2 separate regions of the Mus musculus genome follow, and region 2 is linked to region 1. A link is a contact called in ENCODE POLR2A ChIA-PET data. All regions are on one chromosome and are shown on one strand. The core of a region is the stretch at or near the end of the contact, and the rest is flanking DNA. Distances in the headings are between cores, read along the strand shown.

Region 1 (2,806 bases), core at 174-2,673:
TATAATTATTCACAAGATTATTTCTAATATTGTCATATACTATAATTAATGCCTTTTAATTTTGTTTCATTCTCTCTGTCTCTTTCTTTTTGCTGCAAAACTGGGTTTCTCTGTGCAGCCTTGGGTTTCCTTAAACTCATTCTGTAGACCAGGCTGGCAAAGAACTCCACCTGCCTCTGCCTCTGGAGTGTTGGGAATATAGGTGTGTACCACCACCAAATGCTGTCTAACTGTGAAAACCCTGTAGCCTGATTCCCTCAAACAGCATACTGTGATTTTCCAGGCTCTAATTTGCAACATTAAGAACTCAGAAGAAGACAAAAAAAAATTTTTTTTGTCTGACTTGCCTGCCTTCCTTACTTTTTTTCTCTCCTTCCCTCCCTCTTATCCATCCTTCCTTCTTCCTTCCCCTTGTTTGTCTTGTTGTTGTATTTATATTTAAGTTTTTGGAGACAGGGTCTCACAATGTAGCTGTGGTAGTCCTGGAACTCACGATGTAGATCAGGTTGGCCTACAAACTCAGTGAGATCCATCTGTCTTTGTCTCCTGACTGCTGAGATAAAAGATGAGTGTCACCAAGCCTGGCGGCACCCTTTTCACAACGCTATATTTACATCACAGAGTGAATACACAGAGTTTTAGATGAAAAATTAATGGTGGATAAAACGTTGACTTTTAAAAGTTAATGTTTACATCCATACCTGTGGAACTCACAACAAATTGTACTCTTAATTAAATTTGCAGGTGTTCCTTTCATGACTAATATCTAGAAGCTTTCATGGAATCATAGTCCCTAGGTCCATATGCCACTCTCTTGAATAAGGAAGTGGTAGCACACGGAAGTTAGTATGGATAATCGAAAATCTCAAGAGCTTTGTCCTTTCCACCATAGCAAAGAGAACCGCGTTTGCAAATATCAACCGATAAATTTAAATGTTCTACTAGGTTATTCGTAGGAGAATATGTGGAGGGTAGAAGATCAATTAAAAATAGCACTATTCAGTCAATATTATTGAAAAATGTATCGACGAGGGTAAGACATCCAACAGCACAGTTTTGAGAGCTGTCATCTTTATGAGTTGCGGAGACATTGATCATGCTCTGCTCCACTCCCGCCCGTTCTGCAGCCCCGCAGCTCCTCTGACCTGGAAGGTTCCAGGGCCGCCAGGCTGCTGTTCCCGCCGCGGCGCTGCTGACTCTCCCAGGACGCCCCGCCTGGCACCTGTAGCTTTGGGGGTTCACGGGTCCCGCGAGACCCCGGCCGTGTGCTCTGCAGGCAAGTCTGCACCACGCGACTCCACACAGTGCAGACCCTAGGCCGGAAACGCGTTCTTAACACTTTAGGCTCTGACTATTTAGCCTCAATTCCTTAGGCTCACACACATTGCATCTCAGTATCCCTGCTGGTCACTCCTCTAAACTCGCCCACTCCACACCCTTCCTCTACACCCAGCCAATGTGTAACATCCTCCCATCCTCTGCTTCCGGGTGAGTGGCTCCGCCCCACGGAAATCAGTCCCTCCCACTCGGTCTCAGGCTTCCTCCCACAGATCCAGCTGTAAGGCTGACCTGGCCTTGATCTGCACGGTCTTCCCACCTGCTTGTTGCGAGCCTGGACCAGAACTGGATCTGATATGACGCAGCATCCCGGTATCTGACCCCCATAGTGAGTTCTGAACCCGTCAGATACAAAATAGGCATCCTAACACCCCCATTGGACTATGAGCCTCTGGGCCATATAATATATACCAAAGAGCAAAACAGGCTAAATTCAGATGCCAGAATGCCATCTATTAAAATGCAAACGTGAGAACTCAAAACCATATACTGCAATTTTGATTTGGGGAGAGACTTTTCAGGAACGTGGAACATAGTCTTCGTTTTAAAATAAAGAAAAATCCTACCTGATAAACAGCTTAAAGGAAGAAGCCATTGAAAAGTCCTACCCGCCTATGATGTCTATGAACCACATCAGTGGTCCCCAGTTACCTTTGCATAATTTTAGTTTAATATAAATTGCGGTGTTTTAAGATTTAAACTTCATTAAAAGCTTTTGCAAGTTTCTTAACTTTATGTTTCCATTACTTACACAGTTGTGATTTGTAAGTAGACCTCTGGGGAGTTAACATTTTCTTATACTATAATTGCATGGATTTTCAGAAAAACCAAGATGAAACAAATAATTGAGAAATCAGTAATCAGCTTTAGGGTGCAACTCAGAGTACATGTTTCTGTTTTTAAATATTTTTTCTCAGAAATTGATGAAGAAGAATTTAATGCACTCAGATTCACAATACTTGGGTAAACTAATGTACCATAATGAAGATTACTGTTTTGATGACCCAGACTTTGTAATATTAAAGGCTCCATTTAAAACATCAAAGGCCTTTTCTTTCTTTCCGGGGGGTGGGGGGAAAAAGAGAGAGAGAGAGAGAGAGAGAGAGAGAGATAGAATCACTAGATTCTTCAAAAGTTATTGATGTAAAGCAAATATTCTGCCAGATGTCAGAGTTTCTAGATGATTTGAGGCAGGTCTGCAGTGGACAGCTATTGCTTATTTCTTTCCTCCATTGTCTGAGTTCCACACACTGTTGTGTTTCTTAACTTTCCTTTTACAGTTATTCTCAAGTCAACTCTCTACAATGACTCCTGAGATCATTTACCAGAAGGGTATCAGTGTATCCTCCACTGAGAAGAAAATGAAGGATGTAATATGAATGAATACCTACATATAAGGAAGGCAATTACAGAACAATGCTACTTCATGGACTCACATTAGGTTTATATTTGTAAAAAAAAAAAATTC
Region 2 (2,952 bases), core at 106-2,605, 78 kb before region 1:
GTATGTCCATAGAGTCCTTTACTAGAAAGGAGACAAAAGACTACTATTGACATTTTTCTAATATAGAAGAGTTAATTTTTCAAAAGACGCTTTATAGTTTTATAGTTTACAACAATACGTTTCATTCGTGTTTTCATTTTTCTTCTCCCGTTTCCAATAGACGGGATTTCTCCATAGCCCTGACTGTCCTTAAACCATGTCTGTATACCAGGATGACAAGGATCTTCTAGACCTACCTGCCTGTTTCCCAAGATAGGGATTAAAGATTTGTGCTTATAATGTCCTTTCTAACTGTGAACTGTAACAGATGTGCAGCTTAGTTGTCATGTGGGCCCTGTAACAACTGGAGCAGAGCCTGTCTCTGACTCTGTTGTCTGCCTTTGGATTCCTTTTCCAACTGGGCAGTCTTGTCTAGCCTCAATGGTAGATAAGCCTAGTCCTACTGCAACTAGACTGGCTGAGCCACTGGACTCCTCCCCTTCTCTGAGGAGAAATGGAGGAGGAAATTGGTGGAGGAGAAGCAGGAGGAATGGACTGGGAGGAGAGGAAGTGGGGGGAGGGGTGGTGTTTGCGATAGAAGTGTAAAGTAAATAAATTAATAATGAGAAATAAAAGTTTACTTATAAATGTTAATGTTCACAACCATACCTATGTAATTTGCAAAAATAAAATATTCTTTCAGATTATTTGCAACCACTCCTTTATATATAGTATCTAAAAGATATCCGGGGATGCCAAGTCACTGTAAGTCTCCTGGTAAAACAGGCCAGTTAGAGTGAATGAATGTAAATTTCAAGAGCTTTTTCCTTTTAACCTGAACAAACAGAATTGGTTTTCAAAAATCAATACATAAATTCAAATATTCTACTACAGTATTCTAATAGGAACATTTGGCATTCAGAAGTCAATTTAAAAAAAAAAAAAAAAAAAAACAGGATTAGTCCGATTTATGTGAGCTAAAAGTTCTCGACAAGGGAAGAAAGACATCTACAGCAGAATTCCCGAGCCAGGTTCCTTAGAAGCAGAAGACAAACCGATCACACCCTGTTCCCTTCCCGCCCTTTTCCAACCCCACAGCTCCTCTGACCTGGGCGGTTCCAGGGCCGCCTGGCTCCGGTTCTCGCCGCTTTGCGACTGATTGCTGATTCCTCCAGGATGCCCCGCAAGGCACCCGCGGCTGCCTGGAGTTTTAGCTTCCCACGAAGTCCTCTGTGTCCTCTGACCCCAGGTCTGAACCACGCGATTCCCCACGGGGCAGGGCCGCGAGCTCTGGACCTGACAGGTCCTTGACACTTCTGGTTCTTCGTCCCACGTTTCCAGCCTCCCACACCCAGTTTCCAGCTTCCGTTCACGTCACTGCCCTAACTCCTCCCACTGGGAATACTCCTCCCACTCGGAACACTATGTTTTCCACCCCCACCTAATGTCTAACAACCTTCCACCATGTTTCTGGGTGAATATCCCTGCCCCGCGAACACGTCCCTCCCACTTTGTCTCAGGCTTCCTGCCATACAGCTCCAGCTGTCAGGCTGCTTCGGACCCGCTATGCACAGCCTCCCAGTGGCCACTGTCTGCCTAGACCAGAACTGGGCCTAATAGGACGCTGCACCCCGGTATCTGATCCCCATCCTGGGTACTGAATCCTTTAGATGCAAAATAGCCTAAAACTAGCCTCTAGGACACATACTTCATACCAAACAATAACAGGCTAACTTGAGAAGCCAGAGTCCCATTCCCAACACACAAACATAGGAAGCCAATACCAAATTCTGAAAATTTGACTATGGTACAGACATTCAAAGAACTTGGATTTTGAAAAAAAAAAAGAAAGGTGTCTAAAGAAGTCAGTAGTCATCGTTTTGTCATCAGCATAGGGCTGAAGTCATCCCGCACTGTACTGCTTTCACCACTAGATGTCATTTTACTAACTCAGAAAGGCATTTGTCTTCTGTGAGTCATTCACGAGGCTCTTTTCTCATGACAGATTTCTGGTGGATGCAGACTCTTGGCTAGCCCAGTCGCAAAAAAAAAAAAAAAAAAAAAAAAGTAAAGTACGTGGTTCTAGTCATAAAAAAGTCTGTTACTCTATAACAACTCCAGCTCTGGGAACACTGAGGAAGAAGAGTAGGTTAGGAAATAAGGGAAAGAGGGAAAAGGGCTAAGACACACCATCCTCTAGATCCCATACAACTATTGTAATCAGTAACCAACAGCAACTGTCCTTCCCTGCACTGGCCTCACACAAGACCACAGTCAGTCTAGGAAGTGGAACAGCTCTCTATATGTTGGCTATGGATAGAGTGTAGAAGAATCACTGCCTTTAGTTGTCATCCTATACTGAGCACATCAGACTCCAGCAAGGTCTCACAAATGACTCTGGTTCATCTCAGTGATCCCAGGCAAAAATGAATGGAGATGAACACAGTAGAGTGACTGTTGGAACTGTGGACCATAGTGAAGAGGTAGGAGGTGAGAGTGGCAGTATTTGAAGTGGGCACAGAAACACACAATGCTGTCATGTGTGTGTGTCTGTGTTTGTGATATATCTAATAATAGAAAAGGGGGGGGGGTATTTATTCATCCATTCATTATAGACAGAGTTTCTCTGTGTGTACCTGTGTTTAAAAGCTGGTGCTAAGCCGGGTGTGGTGGCGCACACCTTTGATCCTAGCACTCGGGAGGCAGAGGCAGGTGGATTTCTGAGTTAGAGGCCTGCCTGGTCTACAAAGTGAGTTCTAGGACAGCCAGGGCTAAACAGAGAAACCCTGTCTCAAAAAAACAAAAACAAAACAAAACAATACAAAACAAAACAAAACAAAAAAACGGTGCTAATGTGACCAGATCAATTGTTTAATTTTAACACCAGTGTGAGATTTCTTTTTGGTTGTATCACTATGTGGTGGGATTTTTGTTTTTTGAGACATGCTGGCCTGGAAGTCACTGAGATTAGCG

What was found. ChIA-PET counts read pairs that join two places held with the same protein, here RNA polymerase II (POLR2A).
Region 2: POLR2A ChIA-PET joins it to region 1 with 11 read pairs in Patski. The contact joins the promoter of Zfp948 here to the promoter of Zfp53 in region 1. POLR2A ChIA-PET finds 5 or more read pairs at or near these places in 3 of 5 experiments (Patski and embryonic stem cell).

Annotation. Positions count from the first base shown.
Region 1 is chr17:21,487,605-21,490,410 of GRCm38, reverse strand. Zfp53 (zinc finger protein 53) reads right to left here and starts at 1,423. Exons shown (of 5, transcript NM_013843.3): 1 at 1,146-1,423.
Region 2 is chr17:21,565,381-21,568,332 of GRCm38, reverse strand. It overlaps Zfp948 (zinc finger protein 948), which reads right to left and starts at 1,355. Exons shown (of 6, transcript NM_001002008.2): 1 at 1,088-1,355.